Linked DNA regions of Homo sapiens: all the other regions are linked to region 3. A link is a contact called in ENCODE Hi-C or POLR2A ChIA-PET data. All regions are on one chromosome and are shown on one strand. Each heading gives the region's core, a stretch centred on a gene start or an enhancer-like site at or near the end of the contact. The rest is flanking DNA. Distances are from core to core; before and after follow the strand shown.

Region 1 (3,221 bases), core at 599-3,098, 230 kb before region 3:
GTTTGATTATTTTTAGCATTACTCAAGCTGGAGATTCTGATCTGTCGGTAACAAGCTCTACCCTCAACTTGCTCGTTAAGGTAGTCAGCAAGGCTCTTTAAGAACATCCAGAAATCTCAAATTAAGGGGATGAAACCCCAGGAATAGATCACCTAAAAGATGAATGGAATGGGCTTCTCATTTCTCCTGTGTGCAATATACAGAAAGAATTTTCACTGTATTTAATTGCCTTTCCCTCTCATTGATATCTGGCTCTTTAAAGGCGTGCAAGATAGTTAGTTAAAAAAGAAAAAATGTCTGTACCCATGGCAACCTCTGATGAAAAGGACCAGCAGCTATTTCCAAGGATAGGTGCTTTAGATGAAAGACCTGAAGCTATGAGAGGCCAGCCAACATAGAAAGCAAATGTGTGGGCCGGGCGCGGTGGCTCACGCCTGTAATCCCAGCACTTTGGGAGGCCGAGGCGGGCGGATCACGAGGTCAGGAGATCGAGACCATCCCGGCTAAAACGGTGAAACCCCGTCTCTACTTAAAAAAATACAAAAAATTAGCCGGGCGTAGTGGCGGGCGCCTGTAGTCCCAGCTACTTGGGAGGCTGAGGCAGGAGAATGGCGTGAACCCGGGAGGCGGAGCTTGCAGTGAGCCGAGATCCCGCCACTGCACTCCAGCCTGGGCGACAGAGCGAGACTCCGTCTCAAAAAAAAAAAAAAAAAAAAGAAAGCAAATGTGTGGTGCACCGTAACAGCATTCCTTCCAGGAGAGGAGTACTTTGGGATTGAAGATATCTCAAGTGGCCTTTTCAAAAACCCAATTGAAGTAATAGTTTACAAACAGCACTGTATCATAATGAGCATAAACATTTCTGTGAATAACACAATTTTCATTTCTATCTATTGTCATAATTGCTGCATAATATTCCACCCAATGGATATAATGTATATTTTTAGGCTGGGTGTGATGGCTCATGCCTGTAATCCCAACACTTTGGGAGGCTGAGGCAGGCGGATCACTGGAGCCCAGGAGTTCAAGATCAGCCTGGGCAGCATGGAGAAACCCCATCTGTACATAAAAGATACAAAAATTAGCCAGGCATGGTGGCACACACCTGTAGTTCCAGTTACTTGGGAGGCTAAGGCAGGAGGATTGCTTGAGTCTGGGAGGCAGAGGTTGCAGTGAGCCAAGAATGCACCACTGCACTTCCAGCCTGGGTGACAGAGCAAGACTCTGTCTCAAAATACGTGTATATATGTATGTGTGTGTATATATATATATATATATATATATATATATAATTTTTTTTAATTTTTCTCATGTTGTTTAATACTTTGACTGCTTCTGATATTGCACTGTTAGCAATAACCATGATGAACATCTTTTTCCAAGTAGGTTTTCCCATATTGTGAATTGTTTCCTTATAATAGACTCTCAGAAAGGAATTATGGAGTCAAAGGATAAGAACATTTTTATAGTTCTTGATCCATGCTGCCCAATGGATTCTGTCAATTGAAGACCAATTTCACTCTATCCCTGTGAACCCTCAATATCATTAAAATAATTTTAATGTTGATTTGCACTGAAATGATTACTACTAAAGCTAAACATTTTCCATATATTCCTTATTCATTTATGTCTCTTTTTGTGAATTATTTATGTGATAGTTTGGAAACCAATGGCAGAGAAGAAGTTAAGTTCTGAAGCTTTCTAATACCTTCAAACACTTCCTTTCACACATCTCAACTACCTGTGACTAGCAGGCCAGAAAAATTCCCATGACACTATTATCACACCAGGCCGCTCTGCTGGGAGTGAGCACGTCCCATGTGGTTTCAGGCCAATCCAGAAGTGCCTTTGTGTTACCCACTGCCTTCTTCTGGCTGCCTGTCTGCCCTCTGGCGTCTCAGAGAGGTGATGCTGCCACTTCTGCGGCTGGATACTTGATTCCTGAAATCCGTGGTTCCCGACATTGATTGCATATTAGAATCATCTGGGGAACTCTTAAAATTCCCAATACCCAGAACTTTCTATACACCAATTAAACCAGCTTTCTTGGCATCAGTGTTTGTGAAAGCTCGATTGAGGATTCCAAGGTGCAGCCAAGGTTGAGAACCACAGCTTTAAATCCACAGTCATAAGGAGCACCCAACTAGGCATTCAGGATACAAAGCCCTGTGCAAGTTCACTGCTGCCCTCGGGCAGCTCACAACCCCCGTGGTGGGGACAGAAAAAGGTTTGAATGACAAAGCACACTCTGAATGTTATAAAAGGGAGTAATCATAAATAAATAAGTATATAAACATATATATTTATAATTAAATAGTACATATATTTATAAAAAGTAAAATATAGTTATTTAAATAAATATATGTATACATTTACTTTTATTAACTATAACTTGATCAACCAGTACCATCAACTTAAGGAAATTTTTGTGCACGCAGTTTTTATCATTAAGGGGTAAGCTATATAAAAACAGAGACTTGTTAAAAACACACAGGTAACAAACGCTGAGTTTGTGAATATCTCTGAACTTTCAGCCACTACTAACCTACAAGGTTGATTTTCCACATACGGGCGCTGATTTTTTTTAAAGGATGACCTTAAAACACTTTCAGATTCTGGCTTGCCTAAGAAATGGTTGCTTATGTTCACTATGCTATATTTACTAAGGCACAAAATATATATATATATATATATATATATATATATATATATATATGCATGCAGATTAGAAAAACCATTTAAAAACTAGAGATAAAAAGGGTTTTCGCTTGACTTCTCTTAAGAAATTTAACTCATTGCATTATTTCTCCCTGGGGGTACTGGAGCAGTATTTACCTATTCACCACGTGGTGCTTTGGACAAATTCGTAAATTATGGGCTTTGCCATAGTCAATGTCCCTACAACATCTCTTCTGACAAACCCAAGCCCCATTCTGTGGAAGACAAGTCTCTTCATTCAAGATCTGGATCAAAAGCATCAGAAATTGTTTTCTTACGTTTTGCTAATTGAGAATGTTAGGCCTGCTTGAATGGTATTTATAATTATAAATCCAAATACTGTCTTTAGAATTTTAAAAATCTATCTCATTATTTTACTGAATCTTAATGCATTTCCCCCCAAATTATCAAGATAATTATAGGTTTTAAAATGAAGCTGGGTGCCGTGGCTCATGCCTGTAAATCCCAGCGCTTTGGGAGGTGGAGGCGGGAGGATTGCTTGA
Region 2 (3,534 bases), core at 167-2,666, 190 kb before region 3:
TGCCACCTTTATGAACTGTAACACTCATTGCAAAGGTTTGCAGCCTCACTTCTGAGGCCTGCAAGACCACAAACCCAGTAGAAGGTAGGAACAACTCCAGACATGCTGCATTTGAGAGCTGTAACACTCAATGCTGAAGGTCTGCAGTTTCATTCCTGAAGTCAGTGAGACCACGAACCCACCAGAAGGAAGAAACTCTGGACACATCTGAACAGCCGAAGGAACAAACTCTAGGCACACCATGTTTAAGAACTGTGACACCACCAGGGTGTGCAGCTTCATTCTTGAGGTCAACATAAACCAAGAATCCACCAATTCCAGATACAGTTCACCCATCTTGGCCTCCGAAAGTAATGGGATTACAGGCGTGAGTCACCACACCTGGCCTACTTCTGTTTTTCTTTAGTTTTTCAACACAGATGGAATGATGAAGACTAGCAAGGCTTTGAGCACTGAGTGCAGAGATGGTCACAAAGTGGAAGTTCATTCAAATTTGTTGAATAAATATAAGTTCTTTGTTGTTATATGGTCAGATATGCTGTTGCTTTCCCTTGTGAATCGTCCTGTTTCTGGCATCCAAAAATTGAGGGTTATTCCTGTCATTTATACATTAAATGGAAGATATGCTGGAGTAAACAAATCAGTCAATATTTCTAAAATGTATGGTATTACAAATGTAGGTAAAGTTAATACCAACCTTAATTTTACTTATTTTTTGTGGAGATGGAGTCCAGCTATGTTGCCCAGGCTAGTCTCGAACTCCTGGCCTCCCACCTCCTCCCAAAGTGCTGGGATTACAGGCATGAGCCACTGCACCTGGTAAAACCTTAACTTTATTCAGTCAACCTGATTAAATTATGCTCCAGACCTCTGATGATATTCTGACCTCATGAAATGTGATTAACACCTTGGATTATGTTTTTCTGTGTTTCTAAAGTAAGTTAATCATGTTGAGAGACATGCCTGTATTCTCCCCCAAGGCAATTTGCTTATTAAAAACATTTTTCTGAGCCATTTCCAAGAACTTGAACCTTGGAGACATCAAACCAGTCTCAGGACATAACTTGACAAAGGAATTCGCTTCTCAGGGTCCTCTGCCTCCCCTCAATTTCTGTAATTCTTTTCACGCTTTCCATTTGTAATGCCTAGGGATCGAGGGGGAACAGGAAATCTCCGTCTTCCTAACAATGGCAGCACTCACAGGATGAGGTCCTTCTCTTCCAAAGGTCCCGGGAGCACACTCCTCATTTGGTGAGGTGCCTATTTATATCAATGACCTTCCCCACTTGCAGAACTTGAACAGCTGCACAATATATATAACGAAATGGAAAGTAACATGACACGTGTTTCAAAGAGAACACAGGGAAAGGGATATGTATCCAACGTTCCTTCCAGCTCTCAAAGCCTGTGCTTCCTTGAGTCAATATCATAAAAATAACAAGGGAGCCACCCTGGAGCATGACTGAGAAGGCTGTTTTAGAGAACATAATTTTGACTCTCTAAAGGCCAAGCCTGAAAGAAAGAAGAAAATGTTTAAGAAAGGAGAGGGGGGCTGCTAATAGCTCTTAATGAGTGATAGAGTTACGCTCTTTTAAAATCTGAAACAGGCCATCTTCAAAGGCACCAATCATTTCACTCAATGTATTTGAAAATAATTATAGATTTATTTCTTGGTACCCTTGAGATACAGAATCATGTTTGTATGACTTTGTATCTGCAGGGCCTATCTAAGGCAGGGCCTTATACACAATAGTCACTCAATTCATGTGTCTTAATGAATTAGGACAATCTCAAGAGTGACAGAGGCTCTGTGTGTGTGTGTGTGTATGTGCACGCACATGCATATACCACTAATTCTAAGGAATCAACATCTATGGTACCTGCTGTATACCATATAATCCACATTTATGGTATACCACATTGCTCAAGGAATTGAGGCTTTTGAGGAGATGCCACAGGTGGAGTATAAAACTATTCTAAACTGTAATTTTTTTTTTTGAGACGGAGTCTCGCTTTTGTTGCCCAGGCTGGAGTGCAATAGCGCGATCTCGGCTCACTGCAGCCTCCGCCTCCTGGGTTCAAGAGATTCTCCTTCCTCAGCCTCCCAAGTAGCTGGGATTACAGGCATACGCCACCACACCTAATTTTTCTATTTTTAGTAGAGACAGGGTTTCTCCAGGTTGGCCAGTCTGGTCTCAAACTCCCAACCTCAGGTGATCCACCTTCCTCAGCATCCCAAAGTGCTGGGATTACAGGCATGAGCCACTGCGCCCAGCCTAAAGTTTAATTTTTTTTTATTTTTTTTTTTTGAGACAGAGTCTTGCTCTGTCGCCCGGGCTGGAGTGCAGTGGCGCGATCTCGGCTCACTGTGAGCTTCGCCTCCTGGGTTCATGCCATTTTCCTGCCTCAGCCTCCTGAGTAGCTGGGACTACAGGCGCCCACCACCACGCCCGGCTAATTTTTTGTATTTTTTTAGTAGAGACAGGGTTTCACCATGTTAGCCAGGATGGTCTCGATCTCCCGACCTCGTGATCCACCTGCCTGGGCCTCCCAGAGTGCTGGGATTACGGGCGTGAGCCACCGCGCCCAGCCTTAAGTACTATTTTAAAATATTTTTGTGATGACTAACAACTACATTTATGACTTCTTGTAGAACAATGGATTCGGCAGCTTATCTCAGAGGTAATTATGCCCTCTTTTGCAATATTCACCATAGCTGAGCAATGGAGATTATTCCTAGCTAAATGATGGAATGGTTGTTGACACTGCTTCCATTTGATGTTTTGTTTTGTTTTTCTTGTAACTGAGTCTCGCTCTGTAGTCCAGGCTGGAGTACAGTGGTGCGATCTCCACTCACTGCAAGCTCTGCCTCCTAGGTTCACGCCATTCTCCTGCCTCAGCCTCCTTAGTAGCTGGGACTACAGGCTCCTGCCACCACGCCTGGCTAATTTTTTGTATTTTTTAGTAGAGATGGGGTTTCACCGTGTTAGCCAGGATGGTCTTGATCTCCTGACCTCGTGATGCGCCCGCCTCGGCCTCCCAAAGTGCTGGGATTACAGGCGTGAGCCACCGCGCCCGGCCTAAAGTATAATTTTTTTGAAAGTCAAATTAACTCTCCTTCCACATCCACAAAAGACCAAAAAGCAGAGGCCCTGTCAGCCTAAGGAGTCTTCATCTTCTTACTCACCCTCATCTTCCCCATTGTGCATCTCCATTAATTTGGAAGCAAGTATTGTGCTGCTTACTCAGATTGCTACAGTTGCTAGCTGCAGCCCTGGAAGCCACAGTCCTACGCTTTCATTATCCTTGTCTCAGAAGCACACTTCCTCTTTCTAACAGCATAGTGGGAAAACAGCAATGTTGTTTTCCAGTTACTCACTTGTCAAGGCTGCTCAATAGAAAGCACAAGGAGCATACAAACACATGAATGTGTTCAAATAATTTGGAAACAGGTTTTTCTTTTACTATAGGGAGAACATGGAGACTTCTTTCTGTCACACCCCACCCAATTTTACCCACTAGCTATTTTCAGGG
Region 3 (3,690 bases), core at 768-3,267:
CACTGGGGGCTAGCCCTTTTGGGGAGACATCATATAGCAGACAGATGCTATGACAGGGCTAGTTAAGGGAAGAGTTCAGGCTTCAAGTTGAGGCTCGTTACTTTCCCCTCCAGACTAGCTAGTTATTTCTTAGTGGATTTCCCTGCCTCCTATCTCTTTCCAGTCCTATATACCACCACCAAACTAACCATTGCTATCATGATTATGCTCAAAAATGGTCAATAGTCCCCCAGTGCCTACTACTTAGGCTTCAAACATTTTAGGCTGAGATTGAAGGCCTCTACCAGCCAGGGCCTAACCTTCCTTCCATACCTGGCTTCCACAGCCCTCCAATCCAGCTAAACTCACAGACTGTCCTTCATACATGCCATCCTTTATTACCTCTCCACTTTTGTCCCTGCCCATCATCTTGAGGGTTTTTCCTCCACAATCCACTCTTAATGTCTCATTTCCGCATGAAGACTCAACTTTCATGTCCATCAGAAAGTGTTCTCTAATCCCCAGTCTAGAAGCAACCTTCCTTTCTTCTGAACATCCATGGAAATTTGTTCATACTTCTTTTAGAATGTTTTTTACGACATTCCTAGAACTGTGGTTATTTTTATACTCTTCACATCTTCCTACTATATTATCAACCTAAAGACAGGATTTGTGGCTCATCCACTCTTAGACTCCATAATACTTTATACTCCAATAAAAAACAGATGTAGCTAAGGAAATACTGTGCTAATGTTTGTTGAAGTTAGTGCTAAAAAAAAGTCATATGAATGGATGCTTGGAACTTCCCTGTGATCCTGCACACATTGATTCTTATGGATATATATTTTTTCTGCATTTCTGGAACACAAATGTTCTAAATGCATACATACTTCATCCATCCATCCATTCATTCATTATTTAATACAAACATATTGAATGCCCGCCATATGCAAGGTATCCACAGGATAGGGAGGGTGCTGGCTCTGGCTTTATGCAATGTACGCACTCATTGATCAATGTTTATGTCATTTTGTTTCCCTTCTTTCCAGACAAAGGGAAGCAAAGACTCACTGCACCTCATTACTGTCAGCAGAGAGCAATGTGTAATTGGAATGACCTTTGTATAAGTGCTGACCTATGGGGTCAGAATAAGCCTTATAATGTACAGAACCAACTTATGTGCAATTTTAACATCGACAGAGAATATTGGCCTTTAAGAAATTCATCTCATATTTATTGTTTGGAGATTTTACTTTCAGAAGATATCAGTTACATTTCCCCTCTTTTTTTCTCTTTTCTGCAATTATTTTCCTGGCATTCATTCAATAAAGAGCTTCAAGTCACTTTTTTAGACTGAAATAAACTTTGATGAAAATTGAAAATCAATGCTTTCCTTCTAATGACGTTAAGAGAAAAGCCTCCAATTTTGCAATTATAATCAATATATAAAGGGGAAGTGGCCACAAATATGCTGCACATCTTAAGAAGCCAAGTGGGTTTGGTTACTTTAATTTTTAAATAATCAGGACATTTAAAAAGTTGCTGTTTATAAAATACTTTTTAAAAATGTCATCACACGCACTATGAGTGCACTCAGTCTTGATGTCTCGCTAAAGCATTAGCTGTCTAGCTCCTTCTCCTCCCAGAGCCTTTATCCTCATATTGGGTCTGGGGACACACATGCCGTCTCTTGATTCCTAAGGATCCATTACCCATTTCTCTGCACAGATCTTCGGGTATCCAACCTATCTGTGCCTCCTTCAGCCAGGAGCCTCCGGATCTTTCCAGACTTCTTTGCAATACTGCCTCATGCACTGAATCCATTTCTCGCATAGCCTGGCGCTTGGCAGGCAGGCTGGCGTTCCCTGGCTCTGCCTTCCCCATCTCCCTGTCTTTTCTCCCACGGCCCATCTGCCCCTCCTTTCCTCCACCCCCTTCTCCTCTCTGCTCCCCTTTATTTCCACTCCCCACCCGCGTGGCTTTGCTCTCCCTCTCCCCCCTCAGCTCGTCTGTATTTGGAGCTCCGGAAGCTGCCGGCGACTCTCCCCTGGAGCAGCGTGACTGACACCGGCTCCTATTCAGCTGGGAGGAGGGAGAGGGGAGGAGAAGGGGAGGGCCGCGGGAGGAGGGTACGAGTGGCCGACCACGGATTTGCATTGCCGAGGACGGGACCCCAGGGCAGCGAAGCAGGTAATCCTGCAGCGGTCGGGGCCCGGCGAGGCGGGGAGGGGTCGGGGTGCAGGTGCGGGGGGCGCCTGGCGGCGGGCGCTGGCAAGTTGAGCCCGATGGGTGGGGTAGGGAAGCGGCCGGGACGCTGCGGCTGTGGCAGCAGCGCGAGGGGAATAAAGGCGGCGCGGGCGCGGGGGCCGGGGCGCGGCGACCCGGGCGCGGGGCGCGGGCGCGGGCGGACTCCCATCTGGGTCAGCGGAGCGGCGCGCCCTGCCCCCGCCTCCCCAGCTCCGGCGTCCTGGCCGCTCGGAAGGCGGGGTGCGGGCAGGAGCTGCCCGGGGTTGGCGGGCGGCCGCGGCCTCCCCACCCCAGCGCCGCCGCCCGCCCGGCCGCTCTAACTTTGGGGGGTCTCGTCCACCGGGCTGTGAGTCTTCCAGGGGGGTGGGGGTGGGAGTCATTGCGCCGGCTCTGACCAGAGCCACCTCGATCAGAAAGTGCTGGAAAGAAACAGACCTGGCTTCCCCTCTGCAGAACCTGACTTGAGGCGATGAGTCACTTCTAAAAAATGCAGAGGCAACTGAGACTGGGGGAACGGCTCGGAAAAACGGCACCCGCCGCTGGCTCTCTGACTGCTTTGGGTAGAGGGGTGTTCGTGGAAGTAGCCGCCGTATCATCACTTTTAGGGCCAAAAATCAACCTGCAGATGGCCTTTTCTTTATTCTCATCAGAGTGGTGTTCGCTGCAAGTTGTAGCAATATTTGAATGGATGCATTCTTAAAAATGAGTATGTATGGGTGACTGCATTTAGGAAGTTGAACCGGGACTAGGTCCAAACAGCCAGAGTGGAGATGAACACTTGGTAAAAACATCTAGGACCTTTGGTTTTATAGTTATGGAAATGCAGAAGCTTCTGGGACTTGAGCACTGTAGTTTACTGAGTACTCCTATTTCCTTACTGCTTCTGTAGATTTCATTGAAGCTATGTTCCTTAGAATTCTTGGTAAACTATCTAAGCCCACTTAGTGTAAAATTACAACGGTAGAGTGAACTTTAGAGAATTGGATTTATAGTTACTAGAGTCTAATTAGACTGCAAGCCTCTTGAAAGCAAGGATGGGTTGTTTGGTAGTTCCTACGGCACCAAACAGTATTTGGCTCACAGCATGTAATGGATAGACAATAAAAGTGTGTGAAATAGTTAATTCAGTACCTTAAGTGTAGATGGAGCATGACTTCTTGAATATACTGCATATTTTGCAAGGAAAGGCGACTTCTCCATGAATCCCGAAATTTAAAAAATTCTTAATAACATTACAATCAAAGTGTCATATAAATACTTCTTAAGGATAAAGAGAAAAAGAAGTTGACTATGAGAAATCAGGAAGGTGATTATCAAGGTGGTCTTTGCTAGTAGGAAGTAAGTTTTTGTTCCCCATCGTTAATGTGAGAAGTAATTTAATTTGTTGATACAGGGTAGGGTTTGGTAAACCTTTGAGTTAAGAGCTAGATAGTAAACATGTAGGTTTTGCAGGCCATATGGTCT

The links. Hi-C counts contacts between places; a loop is a spot of excess contacts on that map. ChIA-PET counts read pairs that join two places held with the same protein, here RNA polymerase II (POLR2A). Pooled maps may share reads with other maps.
Region 1: a loop to region 3 is called in a map of gastrocnemius medialis, with 3 times the contacts of the local background. The contact joins the enhancer-like site here to the promoter of CAP2 in region 3. A Hi-C loop is called at or near these places in 3 of 168 maps with a recorded cell type or tissue (IMR-90, gastrocnemius medialis and mammary epithelial cell) and 6 of 50 pooled maps. POLR2A ChIA-PET finds 5 or more read pairs at or near these places in 1 of 52 experiments (AG04450).
Region 2: a pooled map of gastrocnemius medialis shows a loop between it and region 3 (2.2-fold over the local background). The contact joins the enhancer-like site here to the promoter of CAP2 in region 3. A Hi-C loop is called at or near these places in 2 of 168 maps with a recorded cell type or tissue (gastrocnemius medialis and psoas muscle) and 1 of 50 pooled maps. POLR2A ChIA-PET finds 5 or more read pairs at or near these places in 1 of 52 experiments (GM12878).

The regions. Positions count from the first base shown.
Region 1 is chr6:17,165,668-17,168,888 of GRCh38, forward strand. No RefSeq gene overlaps it. Among named protein-coding and RNA genes, the nearest start is that of STMND1, 65 kb to the left of the region's middle. Within about 2 kb of position 1,849, at least 3 of the 41 ENCODE cell types and tissues checked have a DNase peak (open chromatin) inside an H3K27ac peak, as active enhancers do; they include gastrocnemius medialis, where a contact is called at or near this core.
Region 2 is chr6:17,201,420-17,204,953 of GRCh38, forward strand. No RefSeq gene overlaps it. Among named protein-coding and RNA genes, the nearest start is that of RBM24, 78 kb to the right of the region's middle. Within about 2 kb of position 1,417, at least 4 of the 41 ENCODE cell types and tissues checked have a DNase peak (open chromatin) inside an H3K27ac peak, as active enhancers do; they include gastrocnemius medialis, where a contact is called at or near this core.
Region 3 is chr6:17,391,578-17,395,267 of GRCh38, forward strand. CAP2 (cyclase associated actin cytoskeleton regulatory protein 2) reads left to right here and starts at 2,018. Exons shown (of 13, transcript NM_006366.3): 1 at 2,018-2,169.